Linked DNA regions of Homo sapiens: region 2 is linked to region 1. The links are chromatin loops, found by intact Hi-C in ENCODE. Cell type or tissue: A673. All regions are shown on one strand. Each heading gives the region's core, and the rest is flanking DNA. Links, peaks and the distances in the headings are about the cores only. Region 1 overlaps STARD13 (StAR related lipid transfer domain containing 13). Region 2 has its middle 5.2 kb from the start of PDS5B-DT.

What was found. Hi-C counts contacts between places; a loop is a spot of excess contacts. Peaks named below come from ENCODE experiments on the same cell type or tissue, not always from the same donor. Only the 100,000 strongest peaks of a DNase experiment are listed, where the experiment ranks them.
Region 2: a loop joins it to region 1, with 3 times the contacts of the local background. A loop is called at or near these places in 3 of 110 quality-filtered maps.

The regions. Positions count from the first base shown.
Region 1 is chr13:33,174,339-33,181,261 of GRCh38, forward strand. The region is part of intron 1 of STARD13 (StAR related lipid transfer domain containing 13); the gene reads right to left. Among named protein-coding and RNA genes, the nearest start is that of STARD13-AS, 100 kb to the right of the region's middle. In A673, for the core only: no CTCF peak of the experiment used is centred there; DNase peaks (open chromatin) are centred at 3,243 and 4,013; H3K4me3 peaks cover 1,331 bases; H3K27ac peaks cover 2,242 bases.
Region 2 is chr13:32,577,753-32,584,675 of GRCh38, forward strand. No RefSeq gene overlaps it. Among named protein-coding and RNA genes, the nearest start is that of PDS5B-DT, 5.2 kb to the right of the region's middle. In A673, for the core only: a CTCF peak has its summit at 3,633 (motif pointing left); a DNase peak (open chromatin) is centred at 3,619.

The DNA.
Region 1 (6,923 bases), core at 1,884-4,383:
ACGCCCTGCCCTTTCCAGCTGCCATGTGCAGTTCTCCTGCAACTAGGAGGCATACCCTTCCCACCTCACTAATGTTATGCTTGGCCATATGACCCACTTTGGCCAATTAAATGTGAACAGATGTGACCTGTGCTAGTTTCAGAAAAACATCTCAAGAGCCATCCCCTAACCCAACCACCTTTCCTGCTCTTTTCCCTTTACCATGAGGCTAAGAGATATTCCTTCAGCCTAGGTATTGGAATGATGACACTGGGGACAGAGAAACAGCAGACCAGCTGCTGACATGTAATATAAGCAATAAATACACTTGTTTTATGCCACTACAACTTGAGGGGCAATTTGTTCAAGTGGCATAATCTAGCGTAAGCTAATGTAACACAGCTGCCAGCTATTCACTCTATAGATGAGGCATATGGAAGGCACTATGGACCTTTATCTCAAGCGGAAACTGTTGTTGCATGTCTGTTAGTGTGGTGTAGAGATGAACATAGTCTCAGTAATCATTTCTGCTCCGAATTCTGCTTCTCTGCCTAGAGTGCATGATCTATATGAATTCCAAAAAATGTTGTAAACAATCCTCACATGCATCCATGTGTGTGAATGTGTGCTCATATACACATTTGCACCACAGAAAATCAAAAGCTCCGTTGCAAGTGAATGAGGAAACTCATCAGAAATATATTTTCCATGCCTGTATTCCCAATAGTATTTAAAAAGAAAAAAATGTTTACAATCCCCAAACCCCAGTCAATCTGAGAGAAAAAGAAAGCAGAAAATAGATGCTCTCCCAGCCAAATAGTTTCTGACCAGATTGTTTTGACTCAAGTTTTCCATGAAGCAGAGTAGTTCTTTATTCTCCTCTTTCATTTGATACAGATTGTTCCAATCAGGCGCTTGTGGTATTTCTCAGGGAGGCTGCATGCATACATCCCCAGCTTTTTGAAGTTGTGGAGCCACTGCCTACCACTAAATCCCAAGAGATTCTTCAAGATGGAGTCAGTCAAGCAACTGAAATGCAAGGCAGGGAACACAGAGTTGACCAGACAATTAGATAGAGCATCATAATTTGCAAGCATTGGCCAAAACACCTCCATGTTGAACCACCAAGCCAGTAGAGTCTTCAGTAACCCTTCTTGGGACAAGTGCATGAGATTCTGCAGATTGTCTCTCCCTCTCTAATTCAGTTTCTCCAGCTTCTGTAGGAAAGGTGGTGAACAAGAGTCCAGGTTGCTGTCTTGATATTGGCTCTCAGAGCCGAGCTCCAACTTCCACAAAATTGGCCAAATGACCAGTATCAGAAGGGCCTGTGGGTACTCACTCTGTGTCATGCTGATGATTTCTTGCCTGGGGAAGAGCAACTGCTTTGGACAAATCCCACCACCACTAGGAAGTCAGATTTCTTAGCTTTTGACAGGTACTCTTCCATCCTACATTGCTTTAAGATTTTTCTTTTTTAAATGTTAAAAAAATGCGTGTTTTTAGGGATGCAAACTCCTCCTGTATCTTTTCAGACATTTCTGAATGTCTATGCTTGTAAGAGGTTATCTGCTGTTTGATTTGCTCAACTCTTTTTTAGCTCTTGGTACTCCAATTACCCAAGAAGATTTCATGATAGCAGGGGAAAACCTTGCCATGTAGGTGAAAGAAGGAGCACAGATTCTGTTAGGATAAAGTCACTCCAATACTTCTGCAGGCCCTTTTCAATTCCTTTGCTCCTTTTGGGGTTGACATGGCAAGATAGATACAGCTTGGCTGAAGCTTCTGACTCCCTCTGCAAGGCTTTCTGCATGTAACTTCTCAGCAACTGTCATATCTGGATCAATCAAAACTAGTTCTTGCTTAATTTAATTCCAGGAAAAGATTTCCACAGCTCAAGTATAATCCTATTATCTGAGTATACATGAAAACTTGATATTGTATGTATTTTCTTAAAAAATTCCTTGGCACTGGCTCAGAGTGTAAATAAAATATTTACTAGGATTTTTCAACGTGTCTTTGCCAGTTTTCTGGAACCCTTTCTACTTGTCTGCTGAACGTAGGCAACAGCATTGGCAGTATGAATGATTTTCTAAACATGCATCACTCATTCCAGGAATAAAGATTACATTCAAGAAATGAAATTGTTACTAGGTTTACAGCTATCGATAGATTCATTTTTCCCTATGCTCTTCAAGGTCAAAGATACTGCTGAGCTTAAAAGTCTGCTCTCTAAGGGATTTTTATTTGCAGTTTGTTAATAGATATTGACATTATATATTCCTTATAGAAGGAAATTTAAAATGAGTTCAGGTATTTGAAATAGCTTTACTTGATTTGGGATGGAAGAGATGAAGTTCTCCACTGAAGACTTAAGAAACTTAATTCCTATGCTGCAACTCCCTTTTGTCATCAGGCACAGTGATGCATCAATGACTTGTATCATGCTACAATCTAAACACACGGCATACTCAGATTAAAGTTAATTGAGGCATCCCATAAACATGCCACAAATGTAATCCAAAAGGTTAAGAAAGTTACATCAACTATAAAAATGTTTTAAAAGTTTAATATAATAGAAGTTTACAAATTCTGGAATATTTAAAATTGTATAGCAGATAACTTCAAATTTTAAAGAACTCTTTGGGCCTTTATAATTATCGTCACAAAATCTTAATTGAGGATCTTCACATTTGATGTTTAAAAACAAAGTAGGAAACAGCAGAAGTACATGCTATGTAAAGATACATCTATTTCTAAATGGAGGTCCAGGTGGCTACCTTGTCTAATATGAATAGAATTTAATTCCCTGGCTAGCTTTGAGGAATATGACAACTTTTACTAATAAAGTCAGTATGACGGTCTTGGCTAATCTGCCTGCCAAATACTCACTGAATTCAGGTATAAAAAGATCATTTTCTGTAAGAATAGATTTGAATAAGAGATAAAAGTGGCTTAAAATTCCTAAATGAAATCTGATTGTAAGAGTAGCAAAATCTAAACCTAAGATTTGAAAAACTTACACACACACAGTCAAATCAAGGCAAATGTACGAATAGAAGGAAAAAACACAAACCAAATCAGCCATTTAAAAATGCAACCAATCCTTTCATGACTAAAGTACCAGCAAATGGGCTCTATTGTAAGATTTTGGTGATGCTAGTTACACAATTCTGGCATACTGCAAGGCTGGCAAATCCGTCAAAGTCAACTCAAGGACCAGCTGAGCTGGGGATATCACTGGATTTTAGCAGCATTCATGTCAAGCCATGTGATAAACAAGAAGGCTGTCAAATGAAGGCACTATGCTTATTATTTGAAAATCAAATAAATGATTTCAATTTTCTGTTACTAAGCAAAAATATAAGCAAAAAGAAAACGAAAGTAATGGAGGAAGGGAGGAAGGAGGGAGAAAGGGAGGGAGGAAGGAAGGAAAAAAGGAAGGAAGGAAGGAAAGGAAGGAAGGAAGGAAGGAAGGAAGGAAGGAAAGGAAGGAAGGAAGGAAGGAAGGAAGGAAGGAAGGAAGGAAAGGAAGGAAGGAAGGAAGGAAGGAAGGAAGGAAAGGAAGGAAGGAAGGAAGGAAGGAAGGAAGGAAAGGAAGGAAGGAAGGAAGGAAGGAAGGAAGGAAGGAAGGAAGGAAAGGAAGGAAGGAAGGAAGGAAGGAAGGAAGGAAAGGAAGGAAGGAAGGAAGGAAGGAAAGGAAGGAAGGAAGGAAGGAAGGAAGGAAGGAAGGAAGGAAGATATTGCCATAATTCTACCACCTAGAGATTGATCAATATTTTGTTGGCATAACGTCTCTTGTTCTTTTATTATGAAGATGTGTTCATGTATCTAGGCTAAGTATACTATCTATTTTACATAATCTTTAAATAAAATTGGAATCTGCTTTTGCACTCGACAATGCATTTTGAACATCTTTTTATGTCAACAGATGTCCTTCTCAAACATTCTAGGTGGCTTGAATAACATTTCTACTGACATTACTTTAAAAAGTATCTTCTTTCATCAATTCAGGCTGCCATAATCATGGGTTAAAAATAATAAATCCAGTTCTTTGGAGGCTTTCATTCTAAATAAAGAATTTCACCAGAACGTGCATCCTGGTGAACGTATTTCAGGGACTACTTCTGGGTTGACATTTCTCATGTTATTTCACATTCTGGATTAAGACACATCTCATATGGTTTTGATTTATATTCTCAGCAGACTTCAAAAAGGAAATTCCAAATGGAAGTTTATTCATGTACCAGAACTGTGTTTAAATGATGCTACAGGGATATCTTAAACTAACAGGAGCCAGGAAATTCAAAACTAAGGTCCTGGACCGTATTCCCACCTCTTCCTTCTTGAATGTCTTAGGTATCTGGAAAGTGGAGATTTTATGTAACAGCTGTTTCACTTGTCTTTGACCTTCTGCATATGTATTTAGACAATTTCAAAGATATATTTTACTTTATGTAATAACTTGGTATTTCCTGGTTGCTGAAGTTTCAAGGTTGTACTCAAAAAACAAAACAAACTAGACCAAATAAAGAAAATCTCCACATCTTGTTTTAATGACTAAATGAATATCTGGAGTCTATGTGACTCCCAAAATTCTTCAAATAATCAAAAGCAAAACATGATCCAAATTTGTAAAACTAGCAAATTTACCAAAAGAGCAACTCTTTAAGGCAAGACTACTTTTGTACAGGGTTCATGTTATTGCTTTAAAGAGAGTTTACAATGAAGATACATTCTAATTTCATTTTGTTCTTAACCAATGGCATATCTGTTTCTGGAATAAAGCTCAAGTTTCTACTCTTATTGAATACATATACTTAGTTTTACAGATTAACTTTTTAAAAAGAACCTGTCAATGTTTTTAGAAAATACTCCTTTATTTGAGGGCATAATTGAACCAGATGGGCACAAGAGGGGTAAATACGGCATCAAGCAGTTAGAAGTGAGTCCAAAATTCTGGATACACCTCTCATTACCTGTGTGACCCTGGGTAGGTTAATTCTAGCATACCTCAGTTTCTTCATCTATAGAATGGGAATAAACAGGAGTACCTACCTCAGAGGGTTGCCGTAAAGATTAAATGATTGCATTTCTGTAAAGTACCTGGAGCACAGCATTTGCTACTATTACTAGGGCAGAGGTGCTTATGTTACTTTCCCATATTAGAAGATAGTGGTTCTGATGGATGGTCTCTGCTTCTCTTCTCTCAGCTCTCTTCATTTGGTATGCAGAAGTGGAAGGCATTTGTCTTTACTTATTTATTCAACAGACACCTGCTGGGTGCCCCTGTTGTGAAAGCCTGCTGGTAGGTGCTGAAGGTGAATGCAAGGCTGTGGGCAGTGGGTCCTACCCTGTAGGTCTCTAAACCAAGCAGGGATAGACAAAGACCCATCCAGGCACTACCACAACCAAAGAAAGCAAAAGCCCTGCAGAACAGGACACTATCCTCCGGGTCTCAGAGCAGGAGGGGGCATTTTGGATAAGATGACCAGGAAAAGCCTTGCAGTTGAGGTGAGATTCAGAAGAAGGCAGAAGAAGGTTAGCCACATGGTTCTGCCATAAACAACCCATCTTCTTCCCCCAGATGAATTAGGAGCTGAGATTCGTGTGAACTCACTGCCTTCTTGGAAGTAGAATCTCATGCTCCTCCCTCTGTGCCTGCAGGAGGTCCTTGGGGTCACATGGCACCCATCAACCTGCCTGGAGATTCTTACACGACAAGTATCTAACATGCAATTCATTTTTTGCAGTCCACAGAATGTTTCATGATACTCTTTCTGGTAAATGAAGCTGTATCTCAGGAAGCCATGCTTCACACAATGCAGTGCTCTTTAACAAGATGTAATGAGAGTCATAAATGAGATGTGACACTTTGGATATGTGACATTTGGACACATTCAGAAATATGACACCTTAGGATAATGGCAGTAAGAGCCTTCTCCTAAGAGGCTGTTACTTTTAGGATATAAACACCAGGCTGGGGAAGACAGTATTGCGATTATGGTTTACAACGTGCTTACCAGTTAATAAGTAAAATATTAGCAATCACATGCCTGATATGCGGGGATCTCAAGGGCAAAGATGTGTTAAAACATAACCAAACACTCCAGGACCTTGGGAAAGAAATCTGTATCAGACATGTGGGCTTCATTAAGGGAAATGCCTTCAGAAGATTATTTTTCCATGTTATGAGAAAAAATCTCAACAAGTAAGTAAATTGTGAGCAAGGGATATGGGCTTCCTGTGGACTAATGACTGGGAGAAGTTGTGGGTTAATGTGGAGTCCAAGGTCATTGATCTCAAGAGGTCATGAATCTCCCAGGTCGGCTTCCTAAGGTCATTCTCACTATGAGAAACATGCTAGGTGTATATTCAGGGATCTGCTTTGTGAGGAGGTGACGGGGAAAGTAATTCAAATACCTTTCAAATACTTAAATACATTTACATTTAAAAACAAAGGAAGTGTTGCTCTTATGCATATAATGGTTACAATTAATGTTCCATGACTGCTTGAATTATACCTAGTGCCAAATGGAAAATTTAGAAATCCGTCCTTGAAACTTTTGCTTCTCTAAAATAAGGAACAAGTAAATATCGACACATAATTTTTTAAAAAATTTAGATGAAGTCTATCTTGCTCAATTTAACGCATAAACCGAGAGCTCTTTACCTGGGGTTTTTAGATATAATTGAGAGGCCTGGGAAACCCTTTGTATGCAAACATTGTTGTGTGTTTTTTGTTTTTCCTGAGGTTACACAGCTTTCCTCAAATGTGTGTGTTTACTCTACCTCTAAGGTGCTCTCCCTTAGCCCAAGAAGAAGATAACACTATGCCCCTTGGAGGCCTAAGGCATATCAGCTTTGTCCTGCTCTGTCTCCCGTGGGCTATCAATTTCTGACTTTGGAATTTGGAGACATAGATATTCTATCTCTGTCTTTCACTC
Region 2 (6,923 bases), core at 2,198-4,697, 600 kb before region 1:
GTTAATCACTAAGATATTGGGGAAAATGTCTCCAGGGCATGTCAGAGAACTTCAGAGCAGCCCCTCCCATCACAGGCCTGGAGGCCAATGAGGGAAAAATGGTTTCCTGGGCTGGGTCCAGGGCCCCACTGCTCTGTGCAGCCTGTGTCCCAGTTGCTGCAGCTCGAGCCATGGCTAAAAGAGGCCCAGGTACAGCTCAGGCCATTGCTTCAGGAGGTGCAAGCCCCGAGCCTTGTCAGCTTCCACATGGTGTTGGGCCTGCAGGTATGCAGAAGACCAGAATTGAGGTTTGGGAACCTCTGCCTAGATTTCAGAGGATGTATGGAAGCACCTGGGTATCCAGGCAGAAGTCTGTTGCAGGGGTGGGGCCCTCATGGAGAACCTCTGCTAGGGTAGTGTGGAAGGGAAATGTGGGGTTGGAGCCCCCACACAGAGTCCCCACTGGAGAACTGCCTAGTAGAGCTGTGAGAAGAGGGCTACCATCCTCCAGACCCCAGAATGGTAGATCCACTGACAGCTTGCACCTTGTGCCTGGAAAAGCCACAGACACTCACCACCAGCCTGTGAAAGCAGCCTGGAGGGGGGCTGTACCTTGAAAATTCACAGGGGCAGAGCTGCCCAAGGCCGTGGGAGTGCACTTCTTGCATCACTGTGACCTTGATGTGAGACATGGAGTCAAAGGAGATCATTTTAAAACTTTAAAATTTAACGACTCCCTATTGAATTTTGGACTTGCATTGGGCCTATAGCCTCTTTGTTTTGGCCAGTTTCTTCCATTTGGAGCAAGCATATTTACCCAATGCCTGTACCCCCATTGTATCTAGAAAGTAACTAACTTGCTTTTGATTTTACAGGCTCATAGGCAGAAGGGACTTCCCTTGTCTCAGACAAGTCTTTGGACTTGGACTTTTGGGTTAATGCCAGAATGAGTAAAGACTTTGGTGGACTGTTGGGAAGGCATGATTGTGTTTTGAAATGTGAGGACGAGATTTAGGAAGGGCCAGGGATGGAATGATATGGTTTGGCTATGTCCCCACCCAAATCTCATCTTGAATTGTAGTTCCCATAATCCCCATGTATTGTGGGAGGGACCTGGTGAGTGATAATTCAATCATGGGGGCAGTTACCCTTTTGCTGCTGTTCTTTTGCTAGTGAGTGAGTTCTCATGAGATTTGATGTTTTCATAAGGGGCTTTTCCCCCTTTTGTTTGGCACTTCTCCTTGCTGCCACCATGTGAAGAAGGATGTGTTTATTTCCCCTTCCATAATGATTGTAAGTTTCCTGAGGCCTCCTTAACCATACCGAACTGTAAGTCAATTAAAACTCTTTCCTTTGTAAGTTAACCAGTCTCAGGTATGTCTTTATTAGCAGCATGAGAATGAACTACTACAATCACCCAGCTTCAACAATTATCAACTCATGGTAAATCTTGTTTCATATATACCCTTTTTTTATATATACCTTTTCATATATACCTTTTTTCCCTTTCTATATTATGTTGAAGTAAATCCTAGATATTATATCACTTCATTTCTTTTTTTCTAAAAAAATTATATATGCCATGTTTATCATTTGCATTTATATTTTCAAATTTATACTGAATTATAATGTTCATATAGAAAATGTGGTGCTCTCTAAACTTTCACAAACTGAGCACACTGAGTAACTAATAGCTAGATCAAGAAACAGAAGACTTTGTATTCAGTAAATTTTTCAACATACCTATTGTACTACTATTGCAAAAAACAAACAATAATTCTTTAATATCATTAAATAACCAGTGTTCAAATTTCCAAATGTCTTATAAATGTCACAATTTATTTTTTAACAGTTTATTTTTTTGACTCAGGGTCCAAATAGGTACACACATTGCAACTGACTGATTGGTTAATCTCTTTTAATATTTAGGTTTCTCCTCCATCCCTCATTTATTTCTTCCTTGGAATTTATTTGTGTGAAAAACCAAAACATGTTCCTATGTATTTCTTGTAAATTGATACTTGTATCTAGAGGCTCTTTCATATTCAGGTTAGATTTTTATGGCAAGATGACTACATAGGTGCTGGTGTATTCCTCTGTCAGTGAACATCTAATGCTTTATTCTCTCTCTTTGTGATGCCAGCAGGTACTTACGTTCAATGTCTGGATCAGTTATTTTCATTAGGGTTTTAAAAATAATAATATTCTACTTTTTACATTCCTTCTTCATTTGTTAGCTGGACTACTTCTGTTCACAGATTACTATTTGATTTTCCACTGGTACAGTCTGTACAGAGCAGGCAGGATAAATGATTGATTCTTTCCTTTATTTGTCAGTTTTAAAAATAATGAAATGGTTCATTAGCAACCTCCAACAGTGATTGTTTTTCTTTTTATTTTATTTATTTATTTATTTATTGAGACGAAGTCTCGCTCTGTCTCCAGGCTGGAGTGCAGTGGCGTGATCTCGGCTCACTGCATCCTCCACCTCCCGGGTTCAAGTAATTCTCCTACCTCAGCTTCCTGAGTAGCTGGGACTACAGGCATGTGCCATCATGCCCAGCTAATTTTTGTATTTTTTTAGTAGAGACGGGGTTTCACCATGTTGGCCAGGATGGTCTGGATCTCCTGACCTCATGATCCACCCGCCTTGGCCTCCCAAAGTGCTGGGATTACAGGCATGAGCCACCGTGCCTGGCCGAATGTTTTTAGTTTTAAGCTATATTATGAGTCATGGATTTAAATATATTTTGTGTGTTATAATTCATTATTGAACTACTCAACAATAGGGGTTCATTAAATAAGTCATAGCATAACTACACAATAAAATAGTATTACATAGCCACTAAAATAATAATATCAATGTGTATTTATTCACCAGAAAGTTATTTATGATATTTTATTTAAAACTTATTTTTAAAATATTAAATGCATGCTCATAGTATCAAAGGTATTACAGTGACAGATTTCTTTCTCACCTTTGTTCCCAAGTCACCTAGATTCCCATCTAGAAGTCCTCTACCTTTGTGTAAACTTGTATATTCTTCCAGAGATTTCTAGAGCTGATAGTTCACCTGGTATTTATTATTGTGGCTGTATTGGATGTTAAAAATAATGAAACACTTCTATAAGGTTGCTATACAGTTGGTTCCCTGAACCTACCCCTTCCTCCTTGGGCACCCAAACCCTTCCCTGCTGCCCCCAAGACCTTGCCCATCATCCATTAATTGAAGAGTTAATGCTTCACACAGCAGGCAGCATATGTGGTCCTATTCAAGCTACAGCCAGTATCTGTTGTCATTGGTCCTTGCCTGTCCTGTACAGTTGCAAGTATTTTAATATTATCCTTGGAGATTTCTATGCCTTTAGGAGCAAATTTTATATTATAAAACATTATGTTTTGTAAAACAAATCTAAATCTAAATATATGAATATAATATGTTCTGGACTGATACATATCAAAGCATTATAAGTAAATTTTTCTGGTGGCATAATTATGAGTGATCTTTTTTTCTTTTTAATCTTAACTGCAGTTCCAGATTTCTCTATAATGGGCAGATTATTTACACAGCAAAAAATTAAAGTGTATCTCTAAACCAGTTTTATTTCATAAAAAAGAATGGAGATGTCAACATTTTTCAATAGCTCCATCTGCTGGCTGCTGAATAAAGCTAATTTTAAATATCAAGTTTTAACTAAATGAGACAGCCAGAAGAAATAGAATTCCTGTGTTAGAGCAAAGTATGCTTCCTACGTATCCATGAAGAGTAAGTATTAGGAGTCAATTTACTTGGAATAAGAGGTGATACAAACTTGGTTCCATATAGAGTGAGCTACTACCCTATGCTCAAAAACAGGCTGCTTGCCTAGAACAGAAACGTGAAACTGAAAAATTGTTTTGGAGTTTTTGGCCATCTTACACTGGAATGCTGATTTTTAAATTAAAAAAAAATTTTTTTTGAGACAGAATCTTGTTCTGTTGCCCAGGCTGGAGTGCCATGGTACGATCACTGCTTACTGGAACCTCTCCTCATCTCAAGTGATCCTCTCTCCTCAGCCTCCCGAGTAGCTGGAACTACAGGTGCATGCCACCATGCCCAGCTAACTATTTATTTTTTATAGAGGGAGGTCTTGCTATGTTGCCCAGGCTTGTCTCAAACTCCTGGGCTCAAGCTATCTGTCCACCTCAGCCTCCCAAAGTGCTGGGATTGCAGGAATGAGTCACCATGCCCGGCCTGTAGATTTTTCAAATAGCGCAAAAGTAAATAACATTGATTAGTGATTGCATGTGAATATATGTGAAACATATTATATTGAAGGAATTTATACGCCTTTGCACAAATATTCAAAGCAGCAGTCTAAATTCTCCTTTGTCATTCTCCTTACTTTTCAAGTGAAATTGCTCTTGGTTCTATATCTCTTTATTATTTCCAGAAGTTGAACTGATGATAAATGCTTTCTTAAACCCAAATCTCTCTTTGGATGATAATGCAAGCTACGATATTTTGTGTAAAAATTTCTGACATCTATCTTTGGAACTCTTTAAAAAAGTTAGATGTATCAAACATATTCCAATATAGTTTCTGAAGATCTAGTTTACAGAAATTTCCCAGATGATTTTGGTATTCTTCCACTCCACTCGAGTTAAGAACAGCTGCCCTGGGACTGTAGATGAATGTGGCATCCTTTCAGGAATATTTGCATTGTAAAGAGGATCACAGGATGGGCACAGTGCCTCATGCAGGGGATTAATTGTGGAGGGAGAAATTTGAGGCACCAGGGGCTGAGTCTTGGATGAGGGTGAAGGAAAAGAGCCCGTATACCATCTTTCAGCAGTAGTGATGTCATGAATGAAGGATCAACTTCAGGGGCTTGGAGTTTATCAAAATGCCTCACCAGTTTGCCTAATGCCTAAAATATCACAAAGCTAATTTCTGTTGGGCTTAGTTTCTCCTAATGGATATGAATGGGTTAGTGTTTTTTTTTTTTTTTTTTTTGAGATGGAGTCTCGCTCGGTTGTCTAGGCTGGAGTGCAGTGGTGCGATCTCCGCTCACTGCAACCTCCCCCTACCGGGTTCAAGCAATTCTCTGCCTCAGGCTCCCAAGTAGCTGGGATTACAGGCACCTGCCACCACACCTGGCTAATTTTTGTATTTTTAGTAGAGACGGGGTTTCGCCATCTTGGCCAGGCTGGTCCTGAACTCCTGACCTCGTGATCCACCTGCCTTGGCCTCCCAAAGTGCTGGATTACAGGCGTGAGCCACCGAGCCCTGCCTAACTTTTTCAAGTAACACAACCACATTCCAACATGTTTTCTGAGAATCCAATGCCTTAACCCAATAAATTAGTCTAGTGGGAATTTCAGCACTGTTGCAGGCTAACAGGGATCATATTTTTGTCTTGACTAGCCTTTGGGACATACCTTGAATTATGCTGAACCGGTAATGTTTGTCTAGGTAGGGCCCAGTCTTATCATTTACTAATTAGCTGCCCAGTGTGCTCTACTATGTATAATATGATAAACATTTCACCATATTTTGGAAACCATGCTGTAGTGCAGCAAGGCTGTACTCAAAATGCAGTAGGGGCCATAGGGGTATATTTAGGACTGTCCAGGTTAATTGTGTGCATTCCTGATGTCTTTCAACTTGCTAACCTCTTTAACCTCAAATTTGGACTCTATTAAAAAAAGCCCAGGTAACTCAAATATGAGTGATGTGGCAGACTGAATAATGGTCCCCTTACAATATCCATGTCGTAATCCCCAAACCTTTGAATATGTTATGTTACATGGCAAAGGGGAATAAAGGTCACTAATCAATGGACCTTAAATTAGAGATTATCCAAGTGGGCCCAATATAATCACAAGAGTATTAAAAGTGGATGAGGGAGTCAGAGGAAGAGCTGCGGTGACAAAAGCAGGTCAGAGAGACGCCATGGAGCTGGCTTTGCGGATGGAGGAAGGAGGATATGAACCAAGGGATCTGGGCAGCCTCTGGAAGAAGGAAATAGTAAGAAAAGGGATTCTCCTTTGGAGCCTCCAGAAAGACACACAGCCCTGACAACACCTTGATTTTAGCCCAGCGAGATACCTGTCAAACTTCTGCACTCCAGTAAGACAATAAGTTTGTGCTCTTTTAAGCCACCAACTTTGTGATGATTTGTTATAGTGACAAAGTAAAATTAGTAGAGGTGGGAACTACATTTGTGGTTATTCATAATCAAAGACAATTCTCCTAACCATTTCTGTATAAAACCAGCATTTGGACATAATTCCCACATAATTTCTCTTTCTTGGTGTAGAAAGCATTCACAACTGAGTTTTGAATGGTTCACACTCTTAAACTGTCTTAAACAATGTTGTGTTATGTTGCTCCTAATGAATTGCAACTTGGCTATTTTTAAAAATCCCAAACACAGAAGATTATTTTTGTTCAAATATCAACTTTAGATTTTAGTTTTCCCAAACAATATTGTTTTAAATGAAGGTTTATATTACTGATTTCTGTAAAGCCACTTGCAGTCATATAAAAGTATGCCCTTTTGTTAGAAACTATGCCTCATTAAAGCTTTAGGGTTTTTCCTCTGTCTGTCCTAATGGTAATTGCCCCATTGACCCTTACAATGTAGCTATTTTGAAGGCTATCTCCTTTCTGCCCACTCTTTTCTTGGGCTTAATCCTGTGGTGTTAGCAGCCTAACGTGGGCAATATGTATTCCGGGCCTCATTGAAATTCAAGGCATCATTTTATAAGAGAGAGGGTTAATGGTGAAACTGGCAAAACTGCTCACAAAGTTGACGTGACACCTTCAGCCCTTTCAGGACTCACTGCCATATACAAGATGTAGAGTGACATTCTTAAACAATTCATACATCCAACAAAATATTTACTGAGGCTTCCAGGTGTCAAATAATGGGGATAAGAGCACTGAATAATTTATACA